2 separate regions of the Homo sapiens genome follow, and region 1 is linked to region 2. Evidence: read pairs that join two places in POLR2A ChIA-PET (ENCODE). Cell type or tissue: HepG2. All regions are shown on one strand. Links, peaks and the distances in the headings refer to the core of each region. The heading gives the core; the rest is flanking DNA. Region 1 has its middle 24 kb from the start of HPCAL1. Region 2 overlaps HPCAL1 (hippocalcin like 1).

Region 1 (9,957 bases), core at 1,285-9,284, 89 kb before region 2:
AGAAGGCGTTGCAGCCTTTGCTTGGTTCTCTGGGGTCTCTGGCTCTGGACGAAGCTGTCACACCATGAAGATGGCTCTTTGGAGGGGCCACATGGAGAGGAGCTGAAGCCTCCTACCCGCAGCTAGCACCAGCCTCGGGAATGAGGCAGTTTGGAAGCGGCACCTTCAGCACCAGGCAATGCTCCTGAGGGCAGCTCCTGCTGACGTCGGCTGCAACCTCAGGGGAACCTTATAGTCCAGTTGCTCCCACATCCCTGCCCACAGACAACATGAGAGAGTGTGAATGAGGGTCGGTGCTGTAAGTGCTGGGGCGGCGTCGTTGGCTGGGCAGCAATAGCCAACCAGCACATCACAGGAAACAGGGGCCTAAGTGGAGTCTGCACCTTGTTGTTTACAAATGTTTTTAAACTCGCATTATATTATTTTTTTTTTTGAGACAGGGTTTCACTGTCGCACAGACTGGAGTGAGTGGCACGATCTTGGCTCACTGCAACCTCTGCCACCTGGGCTCAAGCCATCCTCCCACCTCAGCCTCCCGAGTACCTAGGACTACAGGTGCATAGCACCGCACCTGGCTAATTTTTCTGTATTGTTAGCAGAGACGGTGTTTCGTCATGTTGCGCAGCCTGGTCTTGAACTCCTGTGCTCAAGTGATCCACCCATCTTGGCCTCCCACAGTGCTGGGATGACAGATGTGAGCAACCGTGCTGGCCTCTCATTAGTTAAGAAGCAGAGGCTCCGAGTCAGGGGTCCCCCGGGCACCACAATGCCAGAGTCGGTGTGTACTCTAACCACGTGGCCCAGGCCCAGGGAAGGCGTCGCACAGACATCCGGATATGATGGATGAAAGTACTTTTGTATGTTTTAGGTTAAAAATAAAAATATAAGGATATATGTGAACATTAAAAAAAATTTAGGCCGGGTGCAGTGGCTCACGCCTGTAATCTCAGCACTTTGGGAGGCCGAGGTGGGCAGATAATGAGGTCAGGAGATTGAGACCATCCTGGCTAACACGGTGAAACCCCGTCTCTACTAAAAATTAGCTAGGCTTGGTGGTGGGTGCCTGTAGTCCCAGCTACTCGGGAGGCTGAGGCAGAATGGTGTGAACCCGGGAGGCGGAGCTTGCAGTGAACCCAGCCGAGATCGTGCCACTGCACTCCAGCCTGGGAGACAGCGAGACTCTGTCTTGAAAAAAAAAATTTCTCATTGTAACCAAATTTTTGCTAAACAAAACCAACGCCAGTCCTAAAAGTTTGGGAAGAACATTTCTGAGGGTTTCTCTGAATACCTGTGGACATCCCTTCATGCAGTGACCTGAAGGTTGTGTGTCAATCAAAGTTTCAGACATTCGAATGACACTTTAAATGTCCAATTAATTAGGCAGCTTTGCACAGAAGGGGCCCATGATGAACCCTTTTGTTACCGGAAAGGGGTCCAGATCCAGACCCCAATAGAGGGTTCTTGGATCTCTCAAAAGACAGCATAAAGTGAAAGCAAGTTTATTAAGAGACCAAAGGAATAACAGAATTGGCTACTCCACAGGCAGAGCGGCCCCGAGGGGTCCACTTTTATGGCCATTTCCTGATGATATGCTAACCAAGGGGTGGATTATTCATGAATGTTCCAAGAAAGGGATAGGCAATTCCCAGAACTGAAGGTTCCTCACCACTTGAAACCATATAGGATAACTTCCTGACGTTGCCATGGCATTTGTAAACTGTCATGGTGCTGATGGGAGTGTCTCTTAGCATGCTAATGCATTATCATTATTGTATAATGAGCAGTGAGGACGACGACCAGAGGTCACTTTCCTCGCCATCTTGGTTTTGGTGGGTTTTGGCCGGTTTCTTTACCACGTGCTATTTTATCAGCAAGGTCTTTATGACCTGTATCTTGTGCCGGCTTCCTATCTCATCCTGTGAATAAGAGTGCTTGACCTCCACCGGGCATGATGCCTGTAATCCCAGCACTTTGGGAGGCTGAGGCGGGCGGATCATGAGGTCAAGAGATCGAGACCATCCTGGCCAACATGGTGAAACCCTGTTTCACTAAAAATACAAAAATTAGCTGGGTGTGGTGGCACTTGCCTGTAGTCCCAGCTACTCGGGAGCCTGAGGCAGGAGAATCGCTTTAACCGGGAGGTGGAGGTTGCAGTGAGCCGAGATCACGCCACTGCACTCCAGCCTGGCAACAGAGCAGACCTCCATCTCAAAAAAAATAAAAAAATAAAAAAAATAAAAAAGAATGCCTGACCTCCTGACCTCCTTGGAATGCAGCCCACTGGCAGTAGGTCTCAGCCTTATTTTACCCAGCCGCTATTCAAGATGGAGTCACTCTGGTTTGAATGCCTCGGACACTTTGACCTCTTCTAGCTTCGGATCCCAAAGTGGCTTAACAGGGCAAACCTGTACCCTTGGTAGCCTGGACCAGAAGTAAGTGCTCCCTGCCAAGAAGTACCCTGCTGCTGCCCCCGCCAACTTTGGCTCAGTGTCTGTTTGAAAAGAACTGCATGCTTCTTCCTTTCCGTTTTCATGAACTGAAGAGGGCTGACCCGGCAGCTCTGCAGCCCCAAGCTGGCGGGCAGGTGACGGTGTCAGCATCACAGTCCCAGGCTCCGTCTCGGCTTTTCTTCTTCCCTCCCGTCCGCCCCAGTGGCTCTTCTCCTCCCACAGCTCCCTCACCTCCCCATGGCTGCCACCCCTTCACCCCTCGCCCAGACCTCTTTCCTGCATCCTGTCACCTGAGGGATGAACACTTCTTACGTCCCTGACCCTCGCCGCTCCAGTGCCCTCTGCCAAGACTGGTGCTGCCCTCCACCCACCCCTGGGCCAGGCCCGGGTTCGCCTTCCCTCTGCCTGCCCCTGCTTTCTTCCCTTCCAAACAGGGACAGAGTCGCTCAGGCCCCCGCCACCCTGTGCCTCCCCTTCTGCTTTCATGCCTGGCCCCAAGCCCTCCTGTCAGGACAGAGGGGCTTTCAGGCATTCAGCAAGCACTTAACACCTGCTGTATGCAGGGCACTGTCCCTACTCCGGAAGCTCACGCCAGCCGAGGGGGCGGTGGGTGGTCAGATCAGCTCACACCTGGTCAGTTGACCACAATACCAGGGGTGCTATTGGCGCCTAGGAGTGAGTCTCGGGCCACCTGCCTGACAGAGAGTCGTTAAAGTCAGGTCCTGAGAAGGGGCTGAAGCTGGGCAGGAGGAGAGTGGGGCCAGAGCATTTCGGGCAGAGCAGGTGATGTGTGTGGACACCCGAACCTGAGTGGGGGCCCTGCAGGACTGGAGGGGTGACGTGGGCTCTGCTTTCTTAGAGAGTGGTGGGAGGGGATGAGGCAGGGAGCGGGGATGAGGCAGGGAGCCGGGATGAGGCAGGGCATTCCATTCCTCGGAGCCTTGGGGGGCTTTGGAGGCTTGGAGCAGGGAAGTACTGGGATCCACTCGTGATCTAAGGGCTGAATTTGACACACAGGGGACCCACAGAGAAGCTCCACGCAGGCCGAGGGAAGGCCGCTGCAGTGGCTGTGGAGGCACAGATGAGGAGAGCATGTTCCTTCGAGGGATGTTTAGGAGGCTGGGCCGTGGGGACTTGGTGGTGGACCAGATGGAGGACGGGGGAGAAGCAGGCCACAGGTGACTCCCAGCTGCAGGTTCAAGGCCTCAGGGGGCCAGTGACGCCAGTTCCCAAGACGGGGAACGCCGGGAGCAATGGGCCCGGGAAGGAAGAGAATTGATGAATTTGGGACACGTTCAGCCTGGGACACCTGAGGACAAGTAGGTGGAGATGCTACGCTGGCAGGCAGAAGTGGGGTCCAGGCAGAGGCAGAGGGAGGAGGTGGCTCGCCTGCTAGAGGTCACTGAAGTGAGCCATGGCCAGTGGATGGCACCTGGCAGACCTGCGTGGGAAGGAATGCTCCCCTGCTGAACCCTAATCTCTGGAGCGAGGGAGGAACTTCGTCCTGTGGCAGGCCTGCCCGGCAGTGTTGCTGCATTCCGGGCAGCGGCAGCATCGGGCGAGGGTATGGGGTGGGAAGAGCGGACTCTGGTCTCAGCCCTGAGGAACTCTGCATCTGAGGAACAGGTGGAGGGGAAGCCGGCAGAGGGGGCTGAGCAAGAAACCCTGAGACATGGGGAGGACAAGGCTCTGTCCAGTACCGTAGAAGCCGCAGGAGGAGAGCTTCAGGCCAGGGCAAGCAGCCGAGTCAGAGCAGGGCGGAGGAGTGCCCACTGGACTCAAGTAAGAGGAGGGTGGAGGAGTGCCCCCTGGACTGGGGCCAGAGGAGGGTGGAGGAGTGCCCCCTGGACTGGGGTCAGAGGAGGGAGGAGGAGTGCCCCCTGGACTGGGGTCGGAGGAGGGAGGAGGAGTGCCCGCTGGACTGGGGCCGGAGGAGGGAGGAGGAGTGCCCCCTGGACTGGGGTTGGGGGAGGGAGGAGGAGTGCTCGATGGACTGGGGTCAGAGGAGGGCGGAGGAGTGCCCGCTGGACTCAGGGACACGAGGCCATCGGGGGCTTTGGGGGAAGCAGCTCTGATCATATGATGGAGGCCACACCAGAGTGCACCAGGAGCAAACAAACCCTGAGGCTTTTCCCATGACAAACTGTCCTAAAAAGGAAAGGATAGGCCCATCAATGAAAAGGAGCGTGGAATCCTGGGAAGAGCTGACTGTTCTGTGTTTTCAGATGTGGGTGGTGGAGCACGTGGTCGGTTATGATTGGGGTTGGCTGTGACACTATTTCGTTAGGAGAGAAGTTTAGAGGCCAGCAGTTTGTGGTGGGAATGGCAGCGCCTCTGTCATCAGACACCCACGCTGCCTCTTCCTTTCTGCTCACTGTCCTGGCCACTTCCGCCTGTGTCTCACTGGCCAGATCCCAGACACATGGCCCCACCCCGCTGCTTGGGCTTCTGTGGCCGAGGAGGAAGAGGAGAAGGGAATTGGTGGGTGACTGGCAGCTTCTGCCACATTCCGCTTAAATATTAATGAGAAATGCCAAAGTCACAGAGAAAGGAAGATGGTTTTTGGTTTCAGGTTCCTGAGAAGGCAGGGGTAGGGGGAGAGGCAGCTGTCCAAAGCCCAGGCGAGGAGACCAGGCTTTGGGAGAAGGACAGAAACGGCTTCCATGGCTCCTCTCCTGCGGGAGGGATGAGGGAGGAGGGGCTCGAGTCTGTAGATGTGGCCACAGAGGTCAAAGGCTCTCTGTCTGATGGCTTCTACATCATGAAGACAGCCGGGAGCTCTACCAAGAGTGTGAAGTGTGCAGAACAGGTCAGAGAATTTCAGAGAGTGGAGAAGATACAAAGCCCTCCTTAAACAAGATGGGGAATCAAATGGAGAAGCATGTGGGGGTTGCAGGTTAGTTCAAGATAGAACTCAAGAGCGCAGTTGACCAGGTAGATGTGGGCTTCCAGCAGGCTGGGAAGTTGGGGAGTGGACTCCCAGTAAGGCCAAGGAACAGCCTCGGAGGAGCCACTGGGCGGGCAGCTTGGAAGAGGGGCCAGCTCAGGAGGTGGGTGACTGGAATTCGGATTTGGGAGATGGTGCATTCCGAGGCAATGTCCAGGCTGTCCCTGACTGTGAGTGGAGCTGATGGCTGAGATGGAGGGAGATGATGTGGTGGAGAAGAGGAGGTGGAAGACCCAAGAAGCCAGGGCACCAAATGGGTCATCCACATGGCACCTGAGTTGTTTAGGATTGGGGCAGGAATTGGGCGTGAGCAAGACATAAAACAACGTCCTCGCAGCTCTGCTCGGCTCAGGGCTGTGAAGAGGCTGCCATGGGAAAGCAGTCGTGAGTTGGGTGTGTGACTCCCAAGCCCTGTATGGGACCCCAGGTGGTCTCCTGCGCCCATCCCTCCCCTCACTGGCCCAGCCTACCCAGGACTTCCACGGGCATCTGCTTCCCTCAGCTCAGAACCCCCAGCTCCACCCTTTGTAAGTTAAACTCCCAAACCCTAGCCTGGCGTTTGAGGACGCCTTTACCTGCAGAGTGCCGTGGCTCAGAGCAAAGACCCCTGATTCCGACCCCCTGGGTCTATTCTTGTGCCTGCCACTTAATATATGTGGGGCCTCAGCCAAGTTAACAAACCGCTTTGTGCCTCAGTTTCCCTCTATAAGATGGCGATAGTAAAGGACGTCTCTCTAGGGATTAAATGAGGTAACCTACATAAAGTACTTACAGGTGTTAGCTGCTATTTTAACTCCTCCTGGCCTCTTCGCACACGGGGCAGGCTACTGACCTCTTGGACCACTCGGAAGCCTCGCATTTTCCTGACTCCTGCCTCGGAAAGCTCTGCATGCCTTCCTCTCCTCTCTTCCTCAGTACGGAGCACCATGCCTCGGTAAGCTCTGCTATGCTAGTCCAGTGATGACTGGCCTGCCCTTCCCACTCCCACAGCTGGGCCCTAATTCAGGACAGCCTTGCCTCCTACCTGAACTCACACAAGACTGGCCTCGCTCATCTGTGCCCTCCCGCACTTGTTCTGATTCAGCTTATGCCCCCTAAAGAACAGTGGTGGCCTCTAGCCCACCAGGGGTTCCCCACCTCATTCAGAAAGGTGTGGCTCTTTCTTTCCTTTTTCTTTTTTCTTTTCTTTTCTTTTTAAAATTTTGAGATTGGCCGGGTGCAATGGCTCATGCCTGTAATCCCAGCACTTTGGAAGGCTGAAGCAGGTGTATCATCTGAGGTCAGGAGTTCGAGACCAGCCTGGCCAACATGGTGAAACCCCGTCTCTACCAAAAATACAAAAATTAGCCAGGCGTAGTGGCAGGCACCTGTAATCCCAGCTACTTGGGAGGCTGAGGCAGGAGAATTGCTTGAACCCAGGAGGCAGAGGTTGCAGTGAGCTGAGATCATGCTATTGCACTCCAGCCTGGATGACAGAGTAGTACTTTGTCTCAAAAAAAAAAAAAAAATTTGAGATGAAGTCTCACTCTGTTGCCCAGGCTGGACTGCAGTGGCATGATCGCGGCTCACTGCAACCTCTGCCTCCCAGGTTCAAGGATTCTCCTGCCTCAGCCTCCTGAGTAGCTAGGACTACAGGCATGCGCTACCAAGCCCAGCTAATTTTTTTTTTTTGTATTTTTAGTGGAATAGAAGTTTCACTATGTTGGCCCGGCTGGTCTCAAACTCCTGACCTCAAGTGATCTGCCTGCTGTGGCCTCCCAAAGTGCTGGGATTACAGGCGTGAGCCACCACACCCAGTCGTTTCATTTTCTTTTCTTTTCTTTTCTTTTCTTTTCTTTTCTTTTCTTTTCTTTCTTTCTTTCTCTTTCTTTCTAGAAAGAGCTGAGACTACAGATGCACACCACTCACCTGGCTAATGTTTTTAAAAAATATTTTTGTGGAGATAGGATCTTGCTATATTGCTCAGGCTGGGCAAATACTCCTGGTTTCAAGGGATCCTCCTATGTTGGTCTCCCAAAGTGCTGGGATTACAGGTGTGAGCCACTACAGCTGGCCCAGAGTGTTGTTTTTTTGTTTTGTTTTGTTTTGTTTTGCAGTGGTGTGATCTCGGCTCACTGCAACCTCCACCTCCCGGTTTTAAGTGATTCTCCTGCCTCAGCCTCCTAAGTAGCTGGGATTACAGGCATGCACCACCATGCCTGGCTAATTTTTTGTAGTTTTAGTAGAGACAGGGTTTCGCCATGTTGGCCAGGCTGGTCTTGAACTCCTGACCTCATGTGATCCATGCACCTTGGCCTCCCAAAGCGCTGGGATTACAGGTGTGAGCCACCATGCCTGGCCAGCCGTGTCTGTTTCTTGATGACACTCTAACACCCCTGATGACTGTTCAATACCCTCAACGACTGTCCAAGATGCACCATGACTGTCCAACACTCTTGATGATAGTCCAGTACTTTCCATAAGTTTCCACACCCTCCATGACTGTCCAGTACTCTTCATGACTGTCCAGTACTCTCAATGATTGTCCAGTACATTTGATGACTTTCTAATACTCTCCATGACAGTTCAAAACCCTCCATGGCTGTCCAATACATTCCACAATTGCCCAGTACCCTCCAGGACTGTCTAACACCCTCAGTGAGTGCCTAACACCCTCATTGACTGTCCAAATGAGCATCGTTTATGGAGGGAGCTGGTGCTGGCTGAAGAGGGGTGCTCAGTGGGGATATATTTGCATTTGGAAGGAAGAAATGTGTTTGAAAAATGGAGAAATGTAGGAGGGGCCTTCCCGGCAGGAAGGAGCACTTGGGCACTGGCAGGTGCTGGCAGGCAGCAGAGGGAAGCTGGGGAGGGCAGGCACAGTGGCCAGCAGCAGGAGGTGAGGCCTGAGACTTTTCCTGCTCCCTGGACTGATTTTCCAGCAGGTGCCTGCCTTGTTCACTGTGGGGTCCTGGTGTACCCTTGATGACTATCCAATACCGTCAGTGACTGTCCAGTACCCTCGATGAGCATCCAATACCCTCCATGACTGTCCAATACACTCAGTGCATGTTCAGTACTCTCAATGATGGTACAATGCCCTCGATGAGCATCCAATACCCTCCACGAGTGTCCAGTATCCTCCATGAGCATCCACTACCTCCATGAGTGTCCAATACCCTCCATAACTGTCCAATACTCTTCATGACTGTCCAATGCCTTCAATGGACATTCTAGCTGGGCCACACTCTCAAACACCCTCCTACAGCACCCTTCCATACATCCTTGTTCATTTCCCCAAACTCCCCCAAAAGAACAAACCAGCATGGTCCTGCTTTGTCCTGCAGACCCCTGGGAAGGTCTGACCCCACTACAGGCCTCCAGGTACCTCCAGCCTGTCCAGTCTCCTCCATGGTAACTCCCACCCACCCACACTGCTCTGTGCATCTCTGCCTCTGTTGGGCAAGGCCCCTAGAGCCTTGAGCTGACGTCTCACCCACGTGGCTCAGCACAGGGCCATTAGTACCTGCCGACACCCTTCCCTCACCAGGCTGCAAGAACAGAGCCAGTGTGCATGTTAGCTGCATCCCTGGAGAAACTGGGGCAAAGATGAAAGGCTGACTCTTGATTTGGGAAGTGAAAGCCCAGGGCTGTGAGGGTGAAGCTGGGAAAGAGGCCAGGCAATGCTGTGCACAGCCACCCTGACCACCACTCCCAAAGGAGATGCCATGGCCCCACCTCAGAGAGAAAGGAGGGTGCTGTCTGTTGCAAACCCAACGTCTCCCAGTCCCCCGGGACCCCACAGGGAAGCCAAGTGGCATGTCCTGGACGGTGATGTTTCAGCCAAACTCCAAGGTGAGAGTCAACCTGCATTAGGGGAAACAGCAGGCAGCCGGGAACCTGAGAGGTGCCCGGGATTGTGTTCACAGCGTAAGGGTTCCCAGCATGGGGATGGATGAACGCCGGGCTCAGCTGCCTTCCACAAGACAAAGCAGCCACAGGCAGGGGCCGGCCCTCTGTGACAGTGAGGGATCTGTGTAGAAAGGCCTGGCCACGGCCTCCTTTCTCTCCTCAGGCTCTCAACGAGCACGCCTGGCTGAGGAGCTTCTTAGAGGCCTGGGAATGGGTCTGGAGGAGGAGCCAGCACTAAAGACACAAGGAAAGACAGTTTCACAGTCACCGCTTTGCAGCAAATAGAGCCACAGGCTGCCCCAAGGGCCACCACATAGTCTTTTCCCCCGAACCCCGCCCCACCCCAACCCTGACTCACCCTGACTCACTTCCAGTGGGGCCACCACTGCTGGCCCAGCAGCCCTTCTTTGGCCTGCTGGTGTCTTGGGCATTGCGTGTGTGTGGGGGGGTGTCCACCTTCTCTCTCCTTTCACCTGCATCAGACCACTACTCGCCTTCTGTATCCTTCCACCCAGGGCCCTCTTCACTTTGCATTCTTTTTCTTTCACATTAGACCCTGAGGGTCAGGTTCCCTTTCTGCAAAGGCCAGGATAGCTTGATTTCTAGAACTTCCTAGGTGTAAGGGGAGATAGTTGCTTGCTGTCCCGGGAAGTGTGCTCAACCCTGGAG
Region 2 (9,957 bases), core at 1,238-9,237:
ATGCATTAGGGGCGGAGTGGTGGGAGAGTGATTCCCCTGCAGCCCTTCTGAGGTCACTGCCACACCATGGCAAGAAAAGTATTTCTGACTCCTGGAGCTCCACGGTGTGACAGGTGGGCAGGAGCTGCTGGGGGTGCTGGGCAGACGTTTACCGTCCAGCACCCCCATTTCTGCTGCTCTGATAACTTGGATCGACTGAAGAACCTCGGGGCTTTCTTGGCTGTTTGTAGGAGCTTCCAGAAGCGACCTTTCGGGATGCCTCTTACATAGTCCTGCCTATACCCTCTACACGTGGCGTTTCAGGTCTGGAGAGTCATGTGGTGTAGCTGTATTTCTGGGAAGTGTGTGACCCGAAGCCTCCTCCTGTCAGAACCACCGGGGAGCTCACAAGCTAAAGTGCAGATTCCTGGGTCATCCCAGACCTGCTGAAGCCAAATCTTTAGGGTGGGGCCAGGAATCTGCATTTTAAACAAGCTCCGGAGGTGGCTCTGAGGCCAGCCACAGTTTGGGCACGGCAAGGCTGGGGAGCCAGGCTTGTTTCGGATCTCCAGTCCTTGTGTGGGCTGCGTGACCTTGGATGAGTTATTTCCCATCTCTGAGCCTTGGTTCTCTGGTCTGTTAAGTGGCAATCTTGCCCCTTCTGTTTTAGGCACTGTCGGGGTTGCCTGCCTTCTGGTAAGCGTTTAGTGCCCTGAGCCGACTCAGCTGGTGCTCAGGGAGGCCTGATGATTCGGGGCGCTTGGCCGGGTGGTGGGGTGGGACACCCCAGAGGGAAGGGCACTGGTCCCAGCTTGGTGGGGCAGGCCACCTGGAGGAGGGGTGGACCTTGGGAGTGGGTTATATTAGGGCCTCCAGGCCTCAGTTTGGGAGGAGCTTGCAGTGACCTTGGAGATGGTAGTGACCTTGTCCTCCTGCCCTGCCTGGGTGCACAGGCTCCCAGCACGTGGGTGGCAAAGGTCCTAGAGAGCACCCAGAGGCGGGTGTCTGCCTGGGGTCGAGTGTGGGAGCTGGGCCCAGAGCCCCCACTTCTGCCTGGCATCCGGGGGTCCCTCCGGGAAGCTGAGGTTGTTTTCTTGAACAGTAAGGACTGGCCAGAGCCCTGAGCACCGAGAGGTGAGGGTGAGGCCCCCCCTACTCTTTCCCCCACCCTCCTGGGAATGACTGCCGACATCAGGGAAGGGAGGGGCCCCAAGGCCAGTGACCTGGAATGCGATGGCCAGGGAGGCAGGAGCTGGAGGCTGTGTGGGGCACGAGGAGGCCGATCGGGTGTCCCGGGGGAGACTCCTCGCTGCTTCCCTCGGGATGGTTTCCATGAACTTCCCTCCCCGGCCCTGACGGCCTCCTCTCCTAAGCTCCCGCCTCCTTTTTTTTTTTTTTTGGAGACAGTGGCTCACTCTGTCACCCAGGCTGGAGTGCGGTGGTGCGATCATGGCTCACTGTAGCCTCGACCTCCCCCGGCTCAGGTGATCCTCCCACCTCAGCCTTCCAAGTAGCTGGGACTACAGGTGCATGCCCCCACACCAGACTAATTTTTGTATATTTTGTAGAGATGAGTTTTGCCATGTTGCCCAGGCTGGTCTTGAACTCCTGGGCTCAAACAATCCTCCTGCCTCGGCCTCCCAGAGTGCTGGGTTTATAGGTGTGAGTCACTGCACCTGACCATCCCTCCCCGCTTTTATGTCCTTTTCTCCCTCTCTGAGGTAGGGGGACCAAGCCCTCCTCCCCAAGCCCTGTCCACTGTGGGGCCTTCTACAATGTGAGCTTGTACATCTCTGTGATGTCACCCAGGTGCCACCAGGTGTGTGTGTCCTGATGCCTTTGGCCACCAGCCTCAAAATCTCCCAGAGTTCCAGGTGCTTGGTGGAAGGGATTCATGTACCCCTATCCCCATCCCTAAATGAGAGTGTCCACACCACCCGCCCTGAGTTCTGAACTTAGCCACCTCATGTACGGAAGGAGAAATGGAGGCCGCCAGAGAGGTCTAGGCCTCCGACCCTGACCTTGCTCCTCTTGGATGGTATTGGGTGGCATTCCAGGACAGCTGGGATCTTGATCATCCAGTGGGTGCCCTCACTGTGCACCTGCCTCCAGGTGGTGGCGCGGTAATTGCAAGAGCGTGAGCCCCTCCTCTGGGGCATGTTCTTGGAAATAAATACACCTCGTGTCATGGAGATGGGCAGACGAGGTGCCAGCTATTTGAACGGACAGCCCGGAGTCTGTGCAGGAGTTGGAGGTAGAGCGGGTCGAAGGCTTGCGGAGGGACAGGTGGGTCTCCCATGGATGGCTTTTCTTGGAGGCTGCAGCCAGGAGCCATTGTTTCTCTTCCCACCTGACCTTGGGTGGTTCCCCTTCAGCCCTGGCGTTATGATGTCCCGCCCAACCCCCGACCGCACACCTCCCTCCCCCTTAGCTGCTTCGAAGCCAAAGGTGTGGCAACAGCTAACAGGTGCTTGGTGGTCCCCGCCCACCCTCCTTCAGGCTCCCTACACCCACCTGAGTGGGCCTTTCTGTGTTCACTTCAGGGATGAGGCTTGGAGAAGAGGGTGTGTGAGGGGGTGCGGGTGGCCCTCCAGACTGGACCTAGGCCTGCTGCATTCTGGGTTGAGGTCCTCTTGCTGCCTCTCTGTGAGCGAGCCTCGCCTGCTGGGTGCTGAGCCCACACCGCATGTCCTCGGCCTCCCATTGAGATCAGCTATACGTGATATAGACCAGGGATGCACGCCTCATGAGGAGACGCTCACTCCCCCAGACACACTGAGTACTCTTTCCTCAAGCTCAGTGCAGTTCGTCCACGTTTGCCCAGCAGCACGCCTCCCGCAGCGTTGTCAATATTTATTCGTGGTTGCCGCTGCCTCCCTCCTGGACCGCCCATTCCCTGGGCCCTGTCTGGTGGTGGCTGGCCTTGGAGAGCTGGCCTCTCAGCACAGCACCGGGCACCAGGGCTCAAGGTCAGTGGGTGTGTCTTTGGGTCCCTTAAGGAGCAAAGTCTCATAATTTGCTTTATTTTGTTTTATTATTATTAATTTTTTTTGAGACAGTTCTCGCTCTGTCGCCCAGGCTGGAGTGCAGTGGTGCGATCTCGTCTCACTGCAACCTCTGCCTCCCGGGTTCAAGCGATTCTTGTGCCTCAGCCTCCTGAGTATCTGGGACTACAGGCACCCGCCACCACACCCAGCTAATTTTTGTATTTTTGGTAGAGACGGGGTTTCACCATGTTGGCCATGCTGGTCTCGAACTCCTGACCTCAGGGGATCCACCTGCCTTGGCCTCCCAAAGTGCTGAGATTACAGGCGTGAGCCACCACGCCTGGCCCCTTAATTTACTTTAAATAAAGATCTGGTTCTCCCAGATGAGGTTCACAGACAGATGTTCCAAGAGCACATCTGTCTGGCATCAGGAGACTCACCCATACCAAGCTCACAGTGCTGGCCATGATCCGACTCCCGCCCTGCAGCTCAAGCTTGGTCTGGAGACCTTCTCTGGCACCTGCCCCGGCTCCCCAGCCCCGGGCTTCCTGCATTGTGTGCTTCCACTCCCGTCTTCTCCACTAGGAGCTCTGTGGTACGGGCTTTCTGCACCTTGACCTCTGGGCCTCCCACCACAGCACGGTGAAGGCACCAACTATTTCACTGCTAGATCCAAGGATGCTGGGGCCGGGGGCAGCTCTGAGTGTGTCTCATACAGTGACCTTGTTTGAGGAGGCTGTGTAGGCCCAGGATTTTCCTGGGGTGAGGGACGCCAGGTTCCTTGATGTGTTGGGACAAAGACGTTGGCTGGGCGAGGAGGCTGCCTGAGATCCCACAGTGAGGCTGGCCCTGCCCTTGCTCGCCCAGCTGATCTGACACCCTCCAGATGGCCCAAGAGAGACCGGGAGGAGCATCTGGTGGAGGACCTGGGTGTTCTGTCTGGAGATTTCCCATTGCTTTTCCAGTTTATTGTCATCTGCTTGGGACTTGAGGGTAACTTCATCTCTCAAAATAGGCTGAGACTTTTTACAGTTAGATATTTAATATACAGATGACGGGCGGATGGTAGTGTTGTTTTAAGGGGGGATTTTGTTGCTGTCGTTGTTGTTGTTGTTTTGAGACAGAGTCTTGCTCTGTCACCCAGGCTAGAGTGCGAGCTCGATCATAGCTCACTGCAACCTCAAACTCCCAGGCTCAAGTGATCCTCCCACCTCAGCATCCTGAATAGCTGGGACTACAGGTGTGCGCCACCACGCATGGCTAATTTTTTGTAGAGATGGGATGTTGCCATGTTACCCAGACTGGTCTTAAACTCCTGGGCTCAACTAAAATTTTAATCTCCAATTCATACATTTCAGAAAGTATAATAATATGTAAAGCAAAATCATAATAGCAACAACAATCACTGTCATCCCACGGGTTGGTTTAGATGTAAATTTTATGCTTCCTTGCAAAAATTTGTCGAAAGTGCCAGAAAAGCCCTTGTCCCATATCACAGTCCCATGACCCACACTCCCATGGAAAGCCTTAGAACTGATGTCAGTGTGAGCCCTGTGCTGGAGTGGAGGGTGACAGAGCTTCGGACATGAGCAGCCTCTGCTGCTGCGGCCACCCTCGCCGGCCCTGGATCCCCACACAGTGTGGGGTGTTCAGGATTCCTCATGTGACCCTTACCCTGCCTGCCCTGGGACTGTGTGCCTGTGTGCTTGCATGTGTGTATGTGCGTGTGTGCCCATATGCGTGTGTAGGTGTGTGCATATGTGTATATAGGTGTGTGCATGTGTGTATATACCTGTGTAGGTGTGTATGTGTGTACATGTGCATTGTAGATGTGTGTGCATATGGTGACCTCAGTTCCAAAGCTTTCCATGTGTGTGTCCATACACATGTGTAGGTGTGTGCCTGTGTGTGCATATGCGCATACACATGTATAGGTGTGTGCATGTGTGCACACGTGCATGTGTAGGTGTGTGTGTGCATTGTGTGTAGGTTTGTGCATGTGTGTGCATACGTGTGTGTAGGGGTGTGCGTGTGTACACATATGCATGTGTGTGTGTGCATTGTGTGTAGGTTTGTGCATGTGTGTGCATACGTGTGTGTAGGTGTGCATGTGTGTGCACATATGCACGTGTGGGTGTGTGTGCAGTGTGTGTAGGTTTGTGTGTGTGTGTGCATATGTGTGTGTAGGTGTGTGTGCGTGTCAGCATATGTGTGTCTGCATTCACTCGGCCAGAGCTCCTTGAGGGCAGGGTGGTTCCCACCTCTCTGTTCCCCCAGCTCCCAGCTCCGGCCTGGCTTTTAATCACAGAGTAAGTCAAGCCTGCTTTGGGAGCCTTCTGACTCCCCCAGACACACTGAGTACTCTTTCCTCGAGCTCAGTGCAGTTCGTCCACATTTTCCCAGCAGCACGCCTCCTGCAGCGTTGTCAATATTTATTTGCTGTTGCTGTTGCCTCCCTCCTGGACCGCCCATTCCCCAGGCCCTGTCTGGTGGTGGCCGCCCTTGGGGAGCTGGCCTCTCAGCACAGCGCCGGGCACCGGGGCTCAAGGTCAGTGGGTGTGTGTTTGGGCTTGAACTGATGTGTGTGTTTACTGAGCTTTCTCCGCAGCCTGCTCCGGCAGCTCCAAAATGGCATTTCAGGAATTGAATTACCGACATTTCAGTACTTGCGGAATCCAGGAATAGATTATTTGATTGTATCTGTTGGAAGTCATTGCCGTAACTGGCTTCGTTTTCTTCACCAACATCTAAACCGAGTGGGGAGGGACCGCAGGAGAATGCTGTGGTGACTTGATTTTCCCAAAAGCACATCTCCCAAGCTGGCGGCAGCCGATGGCGTTGCCCTGTGACTGGGGGAAGCCTGAGGACTCACGGTCGCCTCAGGCTGGCCACCTTCGCACTGGAACCTGCCCATCACATCAAGGAGCCCTCTCAGGCTGAAAACCCTGTGCCGGGGTGGCTGCAGCAACACAAGGATTCCCCTCCAGCTCTGTGATGTGGGGAGCAGAGGGCCACTGAGTCCTGCCATGTGAGTCACATGATGCCCGTGGCCTGATTTCTGTGCCCCCATCTTGCCTCTTAGAGTTTGTTGACCTCAGGGCTCACATATCCCTTGTAAGGGGTTGTGATGGCTTCCACGGCCATCATGGCTAGTTAGGATTTTCCTCCAGCCCTTGAGGAATTCTCTCGGGATTTTTTCTGGCCTTGCCTGTCTGCAGAATCCATAGAGGACCTACAGGAATGTCTGCCTCTGAGTCCATAGTACTTGCAGGCCTGGGAGGCTGGATCAAGGTGGATGTTGACACTTGGTGGGGCCGGAGCCCTGGCTTCCTGGCTGCCTCATAGCTCAGGCCCGTTTGACAGCATTTGTGAGCACCTGTCCCAGGCAGGAGCAAGTTCAACAGCAGCAAGGGCTCCAGGCAGAGGGAGGTGGGCTCTGATGGGACTCAGGGGCAGCCTAAATGTAGCAGAGAACTGAGAGGGGATCCCTGAGGCCTTCTTGGAGGAGGTGGTGGTTAAGCCAGCTAACTTTGTCCATTGGAAACTGTCACCAGGTCCTTATTAATCAAATAATAATGAATATGCCGTGTTCGGATCCACTAGGGAAAGCTGAAATTGAGCTCAAAGGAGGCATAGAAGTTCAGCTTGTAATTTTGAAAAAGGAAAAGGCTCTGGCCTCATTAGGCTGCCCCCAGTGTGTCCTTGAGACCTCCTTACTCCTTGAAATGTGCTTCTTAACGTTTTGGAAAAAACAACTTTCTCCTTCTATACTTAGCCCTTATCTCAATGTGCAGGCGCCTACCTGGCCCACTTATCTTCAAGAAATGTGCTGGGTTAGGCCTCAGGAGTGGCAGGCACATAGATACTGTATTTGGCCTTGGCCTTCTGCCCAAGTGGAGTCTCCGCATTCCTTTGTATGGGCCCATTGGGCATGCCTGGCTAATCTGCGCACCCTCTTTCCACTCTCCTTCCTGCATTTCTCCTTCCCTTCAGTAGTGGCTCCCTTCCCATTCCCCAAATCGCCTCTGCTTTTATCTTCTTCCAATCGAATTCCCGTCAGTCGTGGAGCAGGTGGGACACCTGTGTATGTTGCGGGGGCACAGAGAAGCAGCCTGTGCTCACCCATGCCTGCCTGCAGGTGCATGCTTGGGACTTGGCAGTGGGGGAAGATTTTGGGGTTAGGATTTCCAGGCTGGCTTGACACTGACCTGTTTTGTTCCAACCCATACAAGCCCTAAACCCTCATGTGCAGATCCTGCTGGCTCTCTGGGGAACACTTAGTTGGATGCAGGTAGGAAGAGGCTTCAAGGAGCAGAGGAGGGGCTGGCTGAGGGCCAGCCACTTTGTCTGGTCCCCAGAGCGGGGTCTAACATGTGGGAACTGAGCAGCAACTGTGAGCTAGCCCTCAGGCAAGGCTGCCCCATGATGCCAGGGCACATAGGGCAGACTCCAGATGATGGGGCCACTGCTGGCATTGGCCTTTTGCAGGGCACAGGAGTCTGCCAGGGGTGTGTTTTGGAGCCACCCATACAGGTGTACCAGCTTTTGGAAAATCCCAAAGATGTGGTGCCCTGCTCCTGGGGGTCTTGGGGGCTCCCAGGTAGCAACAGCGTTCTGGGAGGACGTGGGCTCAAATTCCAACTTTTCTACCAGGTTTTGGCTATCCTTCATCCCCGTGGGGCTCAGTTTCCTCATCTCCAAGCTAAGGGGGCCCACCTAAAGTTGTCACAGAATTGGACGTGTGACGGGGCAGCCCCCTTCACCTGTGGGATCCGAGGCAGAGCTGGCACCTCCAGGCTGTGGGTCCAGTGACCCGGCATGGAGCCAGCAAACAGAGGAGGCACCTCCAGGCTGCAGGGTCCAGTGACCTGGCATGGAGCAAACAGAGGAGGCCAGTGGGCAGGTGGGTGTTACCAGGGCCTGGAGCAGCAGGGGTGGAGCCCTGGGGCCAGGCAGGGCGGGTTTGGGGTGGCATGTGGTTTGTTGTGGCCCTGTCATTTGCAGTTTGGGTTAGTGGGTCTGGCTGGCCACCGGGGTTGGAGGGGAATGCCAGTGGGACTATACATTGTCTCCTTGGAGGTGACTGTGCCCCCAGAACTGAGTGGACAAGCCAGGCTTGTGTCCACACCTGCCCCCGTCTTTTACCCTCTTCTGGCTCTCCTCCAAGAAGAGCTTTTCCTAAATCATTCGCCCTGTTCACCTGGGCTTTGAGGCCCCAGGTGTAGGCCCAGGGGGTGGGGTGGGGTGGGGGGATGGTCTCTGACTGGATAGCCCCACCTGGGTAGGAAGCCCCCAGTGTGGCCCCACCTTGGCTGTGACCTGGGGGTCCTGCAGAGTCCTGTGTCCTGTTGCAGTGAGGGGTCAGTCAGTGGGAAGAGTGGACAATTAGGAGACACCATGTCTGTCTCCTCGACGCCAGTCAACACTGTTGCCTTTGTTCCCAGGGCAGCCTTCCCCTTGCCTTCCATTCCAAACTCCTCCTCCTCCCTCTAAGATTCCCTATTCACCTCCTAGAGGAGGCCACCTGAGTGTCAGCCAGGCACTGGACCTGGGCCTGCCCGGAAAGGTCCCTGGGCCTGGTGTGCTCCAAGAACCTCGCTGTCAGGGGTCAGCGTGCCATGGAGGATAGGGAGAGGCATGTGCCCTTGGGGACGTCTGGCTTTGTCCGGGGGGTTTTCTGCTGCTCACTGGCTTCAGGTCAGGGCTTGGCTCTGTGCTGCAGCCTTAAGCCAGCGGGCCCAACCGCCTCCTCCAGGCCCGCCAGCGCCTCAGATGTTTCTCTCCTTCTTAGAGGGTGTTTCACATCCTTTCTTTTGTTTGCCCTGATTATTTTTGCAGATGAAGGAATACACACAATGGTCATCTTTGTCTTATTTGAAAGCCAAACACGTTGCTTACACGTTGGGTGCACAGTGAATATGTATCAGTCCAGCGCTTTTCACCATCTGGTCTGGTTTTAGTGTTGCTTTATTTCTGGTCATTCCTCAATCGGGGCTAAAGATCAGAAAAATCGCATCTCCAGGTCCTGAGCCATGGCGAGGAAGCTGGGTGGTGCCCTGTGCTGTGTGGCTAAGGTGGGGGACGAGGGTTGTCGGTGGGGGAAGCCCCATGGGGGCCCCACTGGAGTCATAGGAGCGAATGGAGCACCCACTCCATGCCTTCTGTCAATTACAAAGCACCTATTATGTCCCGGATACTGTGTCCAACACAGTGGACACATTGATGGGTAAGGCATAATCCCCCCCCAGGAGCTCCCAGTTGGATTGAGGAGGCAGACAGGCGAGCGTATGGCTGTGACACACCCAGCAACTCCCAGTTGGATCGGGGAGGCGGACAGGCGAGCGTATGGCTGTGACACAGGGGGGCAAGTGGCGTCACCAAGGCAGAACCCAGCAGCCGGGGCCTGAAGCCCCCTCACCCAGCTGCAGCCTTCCCGAAACAGCTGAGATCAGCCTGGAGAGCTCTTCCTCCCTGCCTGCCCGGAGGGTGGCGTGGGTCCCATCGCTCTCCGTCAGCCACGGCCAGAGCACACCTGTGCTGCTCCTCAGAAGGGCATCACCTGTGGAGACGGTGACAGCTGTTCCTGTTCCCTGCCCCAAGGACAGGATCTGGAGCCTGTGGGTGTGTAAGGAGCCAACTCCCTGACCCCAAAACTGTGGCCAGTTCTGGAGAAGGTGGCCAGGCTCTGGGTCCCGGGACTGTGGCCCCCCTCCTGCCTCTAAAGCCCCTCTTCTGGCCTCCATGACTTCAGCCCCTCCTGCCCCCAGAAGGAGGGATCAGCCCTACAAGGGACCCAAGAGAGGGAGCCTCACACACAGGCGCTGCCTGACTCTCCTCCAAGCTGGCCTGAGCCCTGGGCAGTGTTCTGAGGCTCAGCCACACGGCTGTGCAGGGCAGGTGAGAGCGGCAGCCTGAGAGCTGCGAGCCGGGGCCGGGGTTTTCCTGGAGCAGCAGGAGGGATGAGTTGGGTTTCTGTAACTACAAGGGCCAA

The links. ChIA-PET counts read pairs that join two places held together with the same protein. Peaks named below come from ENCODE experiments on the same cell type or tissue, not always from the same donor. Only the 100,000 strongest peaks of a DNase experiment are listed, where the experiment ranks them.
Region 1: POLR2A ChIA-PET joins it to region 2 with 11 read pairs; 5 of 35 experiments call an interaction of 5 or more read pairs at or near these places.

What each region holds. Positions count from the first base shown.
Region 1 is chr2:10,273,839-10,283,795 of GRCh38, forward strand. It overlaps the pseudogene RN7SL66P. Among named protein-coding and RNA genes, the nearest start is that of HPCAL1, 24 kb to the right of the region's middle. RefSeq lists an enhancer at 8,971-9,957. In HepG2, for the core only: a CTCF peak has its summit at 3,997; DNase peaks (open chromatin) are centred at 4,673 and 5,153; H3K4me3 peaks cover 1,870 bases; H3K27me3 peaks cover 1,211 bases.
Region 2 is chr2:10,363,224-10,373,180 of GRCh38, forward strand. All of the region lies in intron 1 of HPCAL1 (hippocalcin like 1), which reads left to right. Among named protein-coding and RNA genes, the nearest start is that of HPCAL1, 65 kb to the left of the region's middle. RefSeq lists enhancers at 4,655-5,462, 9,790-9,957 and a silencer at 6,100-6,394. In HepG2, for the core only: a CTCF peak has its summit at 3,553; DNase peaks (open chromatin) are centred at 2,848, 3,551, 5,468 and 6,258; H3K4me3 peaks cover 953 bases.